3 separate regions of the Homo sapiens genome follow, and regions 2 and 3 are each linked to region 1. A link is a contact called in ENCODE Hi-C or POLR2A ChIA-PET data. All regions are on one chromosome and are shown on one strand. Each heading gives the region's core, a stretch centred on a gene start or an enhancer-like site at or near the end of the contact. The rest is flanking DNA. Distances are from core to core; before and after follow the strand shown. Region 1 overlaps ACSL1 (acyl-CoA synthetase long chain family member 1). Region 2 holds the start of LINC01093 (long intergenic non-protein coding RNA 1093). Region 3 holds the start of LINC02437 (long intergenic non-protein coding RNA 2437).

Region 1 (3,474 bases), core at 158-2,657:
ATGAGATTTCACCAGTCAGCCATGACTTGGGAGTTAGTGAGACTTCATTGCTTGTGCACTTCCAGTAAAGGTGTGATTGTGCTCTCCTTAATAATGTTGCATCTCTTGGTGCCCCAGTTTTATGAAGGATACGGACAGACAGAGTGCACTGCCGGGTGCTGCCTGACCATGCCTGGAGACTGGACCGCAGGTATGGCTGTAGGAGGCTCCTTTTTGGAATTTTGTTATTCATACTGGGTTATTGGTATGTCTGGAATTGGGTTAATCACTGACTGGTTCATTAACCATCTTAAACAAAAGTGCTATGTTTCTGATCATTAGGCTCTGGGGGCAAACACTCTTGTAAGTCAGGGCACTGTGGGGAGAACACCTCCTGCAACTGAGGGGTGGCGCTGGGGATCTGACTGTAAAGCTGGTGGCAGCAGAGACTTGCCTAGACTCTACTAGTGACATCTGAGAGGGGCCCTGTGTTCCAGATTGAGAGTGTCTGGCCCAACAGAGCTTCCTAGTAATTGAGTAGGGTCTCGTTATTTGCTGGTCATTTTAAACAACAAATAGTTATTGAATTTGTACTGTGTGCTGTGCTAGGTGTTGGGACTACCAATAGGAATAAATACAAGTCCTTTTTCTCAAAAAGTCATTTCTCAAAAGGAAAAAGGAGGAGGACAAACAAAAATAATTGAGCATCTGTCATGGGTAAGCCTCTGTGATGGGTGCTTAGGATGTACCTAATGTCAGTGTAACCCCAACAGTGTCCCTGTGAGATAAGTTCTGGTACTTCTCAGAGGAAATTATAGATTGTTGCTTAAGTAACACATAAATGATGTATGAGAATTTACGCGGCATTATGCTTTGGAGCCAGGATTTCAACCCCGGCCTGACTGCAGAGCTTCTGTGCTTCCTCTGTGTCACCTGAGTAGTAAATTCTACACTGTGATAAATAAACTTCCCAGCTTATTTGGAGTATTATAAGTATTAGCACCATTTAGTAACATATATTCTAGAACCTAGCACTGTCCACTAACATCATTGTCCTGGAATTAACGCAGACAGTCTGTGAATCTTCTTTATGGTATTTGTTTAATTTTTAACCTCAGTTTCCTTAACAGAGAATTTGGAATACTGATCTCTAGAAGCTCAAATTATTAAAACATAGGAAGAATTATTTGTGATATCTAATGTGATATCTAACATATCTAATGTCTGTTGTTGCTGCTTTTGGAAAAGACAGCCCAGTCTTAACAGCCTTTGGCAAGAGAGTTAAGTTAGCTGTAGAAATAAGCACTGTCCCGTCTTAGTAAAAACTGTAAGACATGCTTCTTCATACGCAAGGAAATAAAGGCCGTGTTGATCAGAACCAGGTGGTGCGTGAGGTTTGCCAAAGCTGCATATGTTCTCTCTTCTTACAGAGAACAGGATGCTAAGAATTCTGTGTAAGATGAGTGCAAGTAATGGGTGGGGGCGATCGGAGGGTGGAAGCCGAGTGAAGGTTTGAGAGAGGCTGCTTCCAGGTGTTTGTAGGAACCTTCACATAGAGGCCAAATTACTCATAAATAACTCAGAGCATCACACTTGGAAAAGGTCCTGAAGACACTAAATATGTTCTTCCCTAGTCTAAGAATAGACTCTCTTAAATTATACTAGGAAGAGAATGGCTGTAATTGCAGAAATCAGAAGTTTATCCCAGCCGTTTTTCTTATGTGGAATCCTGTTTGCTATCAAAATAATTTGACCTGAGGTTATGAGTAGTTCCCTTAGGAATGACCATTTGCTTATTTAATATACAGGCCATGTTGGGGCCCCGATGCCGTGCAATTTGATAAAACTTGTTGATGTGGAAGAAATGAATTACATGGCTGCCGAGGGCGAGGGCGAGGTGAGTGAAAACCGTCAGTCATTTTCCCTCGCTGCCATTTCCTGTGATCGCTGGCCTTTGCGAATGCTGTGGTATTTCCCAACAGCTCAATAAAGCCATTGAACTTGACTTCATTGGTGATCCTGGAGTCTGCCAGGCTTCTTTCTGAGGGTACATTTATGTTCAGCTCTCGGGGAGTGGGCAGGAGGGACACTGATGCCTGTCTTCCTCTGCCAGGCCTCATAGGGATTTGGGCTGGAGAGCCTGCAAAGAAAGGCCCGGTGGCCTCAGTTCCTGGGACGAAGGTCCTGCCTGTTGATTGCCCTGGGTACCTATTAGTGAGCTGCTGGCTGCTGGATGGGAAGCCTAATTACTTAAAAGTGATTTCATCCCCTGCGGGGCTTTCCAACAGCTTTGAGCCAGAACCTAGGGCAAGCATTTGCCCTACAAATCGGCCAGAGCTGAGGTAATTCAGGAAGGGAAGTAGGGGCACTGGAGATCTCTCGCAGACCCTGGTGGGGCTCTGGTAACTCCCTCTGCATCCTGGAGTTTAGGGCTTCCAGCTAAAGGTTGGGGCAGACACACACGTACACACATGCACACACCAGTTTTCTCTGGAAAAACCCCAGTAAATGCTGTTCACTGATGATCTTCTTTTCTTTAGGTGTGTGTGAAAGGGCCAAATGTATTTCAGGGCTACTTGAAGGACCCAGCGAAAACAGCAGAAGCTTTGGACAAAGACGGCTGGTTACACACAGGGGACATTGGAAAATGGTTACCAGTAAGTTGCCGCCTCCTCAGGTCACAAACAGTTCAGTTCCACTGTGGGGAAGAAAATGTCTTATCTACTGTGCAGCTGCCATGTGGCAGTGGCACCCTGAATTTTCTCTTTCCCTTCCTCCTTGGTGAGTGGTATGATGTAGACTGTTCCATTTCCTGCAGGGGACAGGGTTACACTTAGCATCCTTGGTTGGATTTTCACTTTCACTTCAGCGAATATGTTTTGTTCTGATGCTTTTTTGTTTCTTTGTTGTGTTTTTGGGGTTTTTTTTTTTTGAGACGGAATCATGTTCTTGTCACCCAGGCTGGCTGGAGTGCAATGGCGTGATCTCGGCTCACTGCAACCTCCACCTCTCGGGTTCAAGTGATTCTCCTGCCTCAGCCTCCCAAGTATCTAGGATTACAGGTGCCCACCACCACACCTGGCTGATTTTTATATTTTTAGTAGAGACGGGGTTTCACCATGTTGGCCAGGCTGGTCTCAAACTCCTGACCTCAGGTGATCCACCCGCCTCAGCCTCCCAAAGTGCTGGGATTACAGGCGTGAGCCACCACCGCGCCTGGCCCGTTTTGATGCTTAACATCAATTCTGGTTGTTGCTTCTCAACCGGAATACAAAGAGACAGTGGCTTTTTTACAATATCCGTACTGAGCCGTGATGTTGAGGCCTCAGTTAAATAAGATCTGGGGGAAGTTGTGGTAGACTTCCAGCAATGTAGGATGGGTAAGGATTTGGGAATAAATGTGTTTCTTAGGTTTGTCATCTCATTAAAAATAGGGTGTTTCACAGATTAGGCGAACTCCTTGAATTTAGTTGAATGTAGTCTCAGAACCATTTA
Region 2 (3,770 bases), core at 559-3,058, 140 kb before region 1:
GTAGTCGCTATCCCTTTGTGTATCTCCTTGTTACGACAAAACATATATCGATTTTTGATGGTGATTTCTTGGTCACATGGAACATGGAATCACTAAAGCCCCTTCAAAATCCTCTTAAGCTGGCCGGGCAGAGGGGTTCACACCTGGAATCCCAGCACTTTGGGAGGCCGAGGCCATGGATCACTGGAGGTTAGGAGTTCAAGACCAGCCTGACCAACATGGTGAAACCCCCGTCTCTACTAAAAATACAAAAATTAGTTGGGCATGATGGCAGTTGCCTGTAATCCCAGCTACTTGGGAGGCTGAGGCAGGAGAATCGCTTGACCCCAGGAGGTGGAGGTTGCAGAAAGCTGAGATTGCACCACTGCACTCCAGCCTGGGTGACAGAGCCAGACTCTGTCTCAAAAAAAAAAAAAAAAAAAAAATCCTCGGGCGGTGGGCAGTGGCTCGTGCCTGTAATCCCAGCACTTTGGAAGGCCGAGGAGGGCAGATCACCTGAGGTCAGGAGTTCGAGACCAGCCTGACCAACATGGTGAAACCCCATCTCTACTAAAAATACAAAAATTAGCCAGGCATGGTGGCACGTGCCTGTAATCCCAGCCACTCAGGAGGCTGAGGCAGGAAAATGGCTTGAACCTGGGAGGCAGAGGTTGCAGTGAGCCGAGATTGCACCACTGCACTCCAGCCTGGGCGACAGAGTGAAACCCCATCTCAAAAAATAAAAAAATCCTCTTAAATAGCCTCTCTTCTCCCACATTTCCATTCCCTATGGCAGCTGCTCTTCCCTCTATTTCTCTTTAAAAAACATCTTTGGGCCAGGCACAGTGGCTCATGCCTGTAATTCCAGCACTTTGGGAGGCTGAAGTAGGTGAATCACTTGACCCCAGTAGGAGGAGTTTGTAGTGAGCCGAGATTGCACCACTACACTCTAGCCTGGGCAACAGAGCAAGATCCGTCTCAAAACAAAAACAAAAACAAAAAAAGCAAAACGTCTTCAGCCCTTCTGGGCACACTTCTACGTCCCCGCTACCCAAAACTGCACTGGTGCACTGGAAGAGAGTTCAGTGAAAGCTACATCTGTCCTCAGCCCAAACGATAAGCCACGGTGCCTGAGCCATGCCCTCATCCAGCATGACAGTGAGCTTTCTAGCCGAAGTCTGTGGTCCCAAGTCAACGATGAGGGACTCATAGCAGAAAGATCTGAGGCCTTGCACATACGCACGTTTTAAAAACAATGAAACAATGAATAAAAGTTCTGTAGTGACGGCCAGTAGTGACAGTCCATGAGGGGACATCCTGGTACTTTCCCCTGTTTCATACTTTTCCTGTTACTATAACCATAGTCTCTACCTTCTCTAGAAAGATGACTAAAACATGTTTAGGACACCTGGGCAGCTGTACTGAGATACCAGCATGTGGCAATCCAGCCATTATGGGAGCTGCACTACTAAAGCACAGGTGCGTCCTGCCCATTCTTAAGCCCAATTAGGAGGCAGGGGTCTTTGATGGTGGAACAGAGTGGACCCTGCTGTGCATGATGTACCCAGGCTGTGTCAACTGCATTTGTGGCTTGTCCCATGACCCTTTGGCCCATGCTGCTGTGAGGGTGGCTGTTGGTCAGGGTTGAGAGGCCAGAGAGGAGTGGGCAGGCAGCTTCAGGCCCCACGTTGGTGTTGGCCTGGGCACCTGTTGGATCAACACAATAACTGTACCCTGGAGTTCCTGGAAGCTGCCTTCTGCTCAGCCAGGCCTGCTTGTGGGCGGAGCCCATGCCAGCTACATGTGTCAAGGAAGCCACAGCTTGGCTAGTGAGCAATGCAATTCTGGGAATGTTCAGGCTCTCTCTGTTCTTTCCTCTCTTGCAAACCATGGGCACCCTTGGGTCCCTTGGGGTCACTATGTTACACCTGCTTTTTATCTGTCTGGGCAAGAGCTGCTCAAGCCACACCTTGTGACACTGAGGTAAGAGCAGAACGTTGCAGAGTGTGCAGGCTGGAGTGTGTGCTAAGGCTCTGTGTGCTGATTACTCCTTGTGTGTCTCATTGCTTACAGGATTTTTTTTTTTGAGACAGGGTCTCACTGTGTCACCCAGGCTGGAGTGCAGTGGTGTGAACATAGCTCACTGCAGCCTCGGACTCCTGACCTCAAGCAATCCTCCCGCCTTAGCCTTCCAGGTGCTTGAGATGAGAAACAGACTTTTTTTCCTTTGAGAATTCATTATTTCTCCCCTTGGGCTGTTTGTTCAAACCCACACAGGAGCAGGAACATTGCTTTCGATTGCCAAAGAAATGACATAATGATGCCAATGATTAAAATGTCAAGAACACAGTGTCTTGGGCTGAGATGGTAAAGGCAGCATTCAGGCAGTGATGATCTGGGGTGATAGGAGTGGCTGTGGGGAGACGGAGGCCTCCCTTCTTGTAGGATGGGACTCGGTCTTTCCTCTGCCTCATTGCTATTATTGTCTTGTTTTATTTTTGCTTTTGTTTGTTTGGGTAGGTGAAAAGGCAGGTCGGGTGAAGAAGAGCAGGATGTTTCATTTTTATCAAGCATCACCTGATTCAAAATGTAGCCACTGAAAAGAAGCCATCGTTTTTGGCCTGCGTCTCTGAGGATAAGATAGTGCGTGGGTGATGGATGCAGCCCAGGTGGGAGCTGTCTGCAAATAACCCAGCTGCTTCCTGTGGCCCTGGTCATCCTGCTGCCCTCAGCTTCTCCCACGGAGGCCACCTGCCCCCCTAACACTGAGCTGCTCACCTAGTCCAGCCACCAGCGACGGCCCCTGGCCTTTGACGTGTCTGTTCTCTCCTCTCTCACTCCACCACCACTAGCTTCCAGGGATCTCCAGCCTGTATAGAAACTTCTCACTACGCTCTGCTCTCGCCCTTTTAGCAGTCTCCTTATGCTGCTGACTCCACCTCCCAGGCAAATCATTCTAATTTAATTCTTTACAAGTATTCTCCCTCCTGGAGTGCTGGGCTCCACCACGGGGGCAATCAAGGCACATCACCCACAGCTTTCCAGACACCCACAGCCTTCCTGTCCTGCTGTGAGCGTGGCTCCTTCAGCCTTCTTCCTTCTTCGCCTGTGGGGAGTCAGACATTCGCCAACCTCGTGCTCAATCCCTGCCTCTGTCCAGGCCTGCTAAGCCCATAAGACATATCTGCATGTGTCAGAATATGTGCAAGCTTTCGACAGGATCCCCGTTTCTCCCCATGGAGCTTTTGGCAAATGAAGGGTGTGGTTCAGCAGCTGGTCTGATGTCCCTTAAGCTCCCCCACACCAGCACACCAGGACTGTCTCTGTCTCCACATTCCAGCATATCTGGGTCTCAGCTTTGACACAATCAGACACTGTTGCTGAAGTTTTTATGTTTATATGACAGAAGAAACTGTCACCCCTCCCCTGCCCCCCGCCCCCACCCACCTGTTATAAGAAAGAGCTCCAAGGTCTTGAGACCACACGCAGGGGATGGGAAAGCTGACATTAAAGGGGAATGAGGTCTTTCTGTGATTCCAGCAGCCTCAGGAGGACAACGTCAGAAACCAAAAGCTCCTCTGCCCAGGGATGGGGACCCGCCGACTTCAAGGGCAGAACAGGTGCCTGGCTAGTGGGGGAGTTCCCCAATGTGGATTTAAACTGTAGTGTCTTCAGAGAACATAACCAACATTTGTCTTTAGGAGATGTGTTTGTTTGAGTAGATCAGCTATGAAAATACCCAGCCGGCCTGCAGCCCTCCCGGCAGATGCTGAAAAGGAAACCCGACTGGG
Region 3 (3,854 bases), core at 747-3,246, 230 kb before region 1:
AGCACTTTGGGAGGCTGAGGTGGGCAAGATCACTTGAGGTCAGGAGTTGGATACCAGCCTGGCCAACATGGTGAAACCTGTCTCTACGGAAAAATACAAAAATTAGCCAGGCACACAGGTGATGTGTGCCTGTGGTACCAGCTACTCAGGAGGCTGAGGTGGGAGAGTCACTTGAACCTGGGAGGCAGAGGTTGCTGTGAGCCAAGATTGTGCCAGAGTGAGACCCTGTCTCAAAAAGAAAAACAAAACCCAAAAACACTTAATAAATATAGTAGTTGATGACTTTAACAATGCCGTGTGCTGCTTTCAATGGTTTCAACAGCCTGAGTCTATTTTATAGTTTTAGTTATAATTTAGTAATTTAGTTCTAATTTAGAGGTGATGGCTTTGCACCAGCCTCTGTGTAGCCTGCCCATTGAACGTCAGTTTCCTGTGTTTCACATTTCAGATTCTGTGAGTCCTCTTTTGCATAAAACATAAGCAAAATATTCATCTGATAGAATAGTTTAACAAATCTGTGGATTGGGGGAAATAAAAAGGCAATTGATTAAGTTGCAAGTATGTCATTGGAAGAAAGAAATGCAACTTGTCATTTATGACATCATTATCACTTCCATATAGCCTGCCCTGACACTGCATAATCTAACCCCTAACACTTCACTGTCAAATCTGAGGCGCAGGTAGTGATTTTGAGAGGTGACAGCGTGCTGGCAGTCCTCACAGCCCTCGCTCGCTCTCGGCGCCTCCTCTGCCTGGGCTCCCACTTTGGTGGCACTTGAGGAGCCCTTCAGCCCACCACTGCACCGTGGGAGCCCCCTTCTGGGCTGGCCAAGGCGGGAGCCCGCTCCCTCAGCTTGCAGGGAGGTGTGGAGGGAGAGGCGCGAGCGGGAACCGGGGCTGCGTGCGGCGCTTGCGGGCCAGCTGGAGTTCCGGGTGGGCGTGGGCTTGGCGGGCCCCGCACTCGGAGCAGCCGGCCGGCCCTGCTGGCCCCGGGCAATAAGGGACTTAGCACCCGGGCCAAGGGCTGCGGAGGGTGTACTGGGTCCCCCAGCAGTGCCGGCCCACCGGCGCTGCGCTTGATTTCTCGCCGGGCCTTAGCTGCCTTCCCGGGGGGGCAGGGCTCAGGACCCGCAGCCCGCCATGCCTGAGCCTTCCACCCCCTCCACGGGCTCTTGTGCGGCCCGAGCCTCTCTGATGAGCGCCGCCCCCTGCTCCACGGTGCCCAGTCCCATCAACCACCCAAGGGCTGAGGAATGCGAGCGCACAGCACGGGACTGGCAGGCAGCTCCACCTGCAGCCCTGGTGCAGGATCCACTAGGTGAAGCCAGCTGGGCTCCTGAGTCTGGTGGGGCCTTGGAGAGCCTTTATGTCTAGCTCAGGGATTGTAAATACACCAATCAGCACTCTGTATCTAGCTCAAGGTTTGTAAACACACCAATCAGCACCCTGTGTTTAGCTCAAGGTTTGTGAGTGCACCAATCGACACTCTGTATCTAACTAATCTGATGGGGACTTGGAGAACCTTTGTGTCTAGCTCAGGGATTGTAAACGCACCAATCAGCGCCCTGACAAAACAGACCACTCGGCTTTACCAATCAGCAGGACGTGGGTGGGGCCAGATAAGAGAATAAAAGCAGGCTGCCCGAGCCAGCATTGGTAACCCGCTGGGGTCCCCTTCCACACTGTGGAAGCTTTGTTCTTTCCCTCTTTGCAATAAATTTTGTTACTGCTCACTCTTTGGCTCCACACTGCTTTTATGAGCTGTAACACTCACTGCGAAGGTCTGCAGCTTCACTCCTGAAGCCAGTGAGACCACGAGCCCACCGGGAGGAACGAACAACTCCAGGCGCTCTGCCTTGAGAGCTGTAACACTCACCGTGAAGGTCTGCAGCTGCATTCCTGAGCGAGTGAGACCACGAACTCAGCAGAAGGAAGAAACTCCAAACATACCTGAACATCAGAAGGAACAAACTCCAGACGCGCCACCTTAGGAGCTGTAACACTCACCGCGAGGGTCCGCGGCTTCATTCTTGAAGTCAGTGAGACCAAGAACCCACCAATTCTGGACACAATTACATGTGAAAGTGTTAAAGCACCTCTCAAGTCAGAATGAATTCCTTACAGGCCAAGGCAGCTGAAGATGATGTCTCTGGCTTCGTTGCTCTTTTGTTGGTTGAAGACAGGGTATGGGTGACATTTGATTCAGATTGGGTCAGAATTCGGCGCTGTGATGTCGTGCGCAGCTCCGGTCTCCTGTGACTTCCCAACGCAGGGGCTGGAGAGGAGGGCATAGCCTCCAAGCAGCCCTCAGCAAACCAAAGACCCAAGGCAGCCAGACAGGCAAACAATGCTAATTAAAGTGGTTTCCAAGCGTTCCAGAGTATGTGGGAGAAACTATACCCTTGGAAATGTTGAAATGTTTTCTAAGCAAGCACATCCAGTTCCCGGGCAGCTCCAACTTGCTTGGCTCTCATTTGCCCGACGGCTCAGCTGCAATGCTGCCTAGGAAAACAATCATTGAAAGTCACACAGGTAAGGCGTGGTGTCACAAATCAGTCACTCCCTGCTGCTTGCCACAGGGACAAACTGATGACGTTGCAGGAGACACAGATGTCTTTACCTCTGAGTGGGAGACTGATGTGGCCCCACTCTCTCCATAGGAAGCTGTGACCGAGGACAATGCTCGGAGCAAACCTCTGGGTGGTTCCCAGAATGTGGGGTGACCCAGCTGCATACATGAGCCTGTCACACCACCCCGGGCTCCCTGTCACCAGCACTCATCTGGGCGGCACAACCTTCTCAGAGTGGACTGGGAATGTTCTCATCATACTGCATGTATTCATTTTCTATTGCTTCTGTAGCAAATTACACAAACTTGGTAGCTTCAAATGACACAAATTTATTCAGAAGTCCAAAATCGGTTTCATGGAGCTAAAGTAGAAGTGTTGGCAGGACTGGCCTCCTCTGAAGCCTCCAGGGCAGAATCGCTTTGCCCTTTCAGCTTCTAGCAGTCACCCTGATTCCTGCACTTGTGGCCCCTTCTTCTGCCTTCAAACTGTCCCTCCAGTCTCTGCTACCATCATCACAGTCCCTACTCCTGTTCTGTGATCAGATCTCCCCCACCTCCCCACAAGGACTTTTGTGATGACACTGGGCCCACCTGGATAATCAGGAGCATCTCTGCATCTCAAAACCCTCAACTTCATCACATCTGCGAAGTCTCTTTTGCCATATAAGGTGACATGTACAGGTTCTGGGGATGAGGACATGCGTATCTTTAGGGGCTGTACTCAGCCTTCCACACTGGGCCAGGGTGTGCACTCACCATTGATGAAAGCTCAGTTTATCACCCACCATTCCCGGAAACAGGTAAAGCCAGGGGAGGGCTGGGGGAGATCCTCCTTCACCAGAGCTTGCAGGGACCATACAACCATCTTGAGTGGGAATAGGTCTTTCAGTGCTGTTGCTGCTACTCCTGCAAAACACAAACACATGCACACACGCACGCACACTCACATGCACACTCACACAGGCATGCACACACTCACGGGCACACACGTGCACACTCCACACACTCAAATGCACACACGCATACTCACACTATCACACATGCACACTCACGCTCACACACATGCACACACTCACGGGCACACTCACACACGTGCACACTCCACACATGCACACACTCACGCACACTCACACTATCACACACGCACACTCACGCTCACACACTCACATGCACACTCATGCACACTCACATCCACAATCACACACATGCACACTCACACTCACATGCACACTCACACATCCACACTCACACGCACACTCACACTCACACACACTCACATGCACAC

The links. A loop is a pair of places that touch in the nucleus more often than their neighbours do. ChIA-PET counts read pairs that join two places held with the same protein, here RNA polymerase II (POLR2A). Pooled maps may share reads with other maps.
Region 2: a loop to region 1 is called in a pooled map, with 1.8 times the contacts of the local background. The contact joins the promoter of LINC01093 here to the enhancer-like site in region 1. A Hi-C loop is called at or near these places in 2 of 168 maps with a recorded cell type or tissue (heart left ventricle and ovary) and 6 of 50 pooled maps. POLR2A ChIA-PET finds 5 or more read pairs at or near these places in 2 of 52 experiments (B cell and OCI-LY7).
Region 3: a loop to region 1 is called in a map of mammary epithelial cell, with 2.3 times the contacts of the local background. The contact joins the promoter of LINC02437 here to the enhancer-like site in region 1. A Hi-C loop is called at or near these places in 8 of 168 maps with a recorded cell type or tissue (GM11168, GM13976, heart right ventricle and 5 more) and 6 of 50 pooled maps.

The regions. Positions count from the first base shown.
Region 1 is chr4:184,761,569-184,765,042 of GRCh38, reverse strand. ACSL1 (acyl-CoA synthetase long chain family member 1) reads left to right here. Exons shown (of 21, transcript NM_001995.5): 15 at 118-190; 16 at 1,788-1,876; 17 at 2,520-2,636. Among named protein-coding and RNA genes, the nearest start is that of CENPU, 29 kb to the right of the region's middle. Within about 2 kb of position 1,407, at least 8 of the 41 ENCODE cell types and tissues checked have a DNase peak (open chromatin) inside an H3K27ac peak, as active enhancers do; they include heart right ventricle and stomach, where a contact is called at or near this core.
Region 2 is chr4:184,897,499-184,901,268 of GRCh38, reverse strand. It overlaps LINC01093 (long intergenic non-protein coding RNA 1093), which reads left to right and starts at 1,808. Exons shown (of 2, transcript NR_039977.1): 1 at 1,808-1,962.
Region 3 is chr4:184,987,489-184,991,342 of GRCh38, reverse strand. It overlaps LINC02437 (long intergenic non-protein coding RNA 2437), which reads right to left and starts at 1,996. Exons shown (of 2, transcript XR_001741949.1): 1 at 1,877-1,996.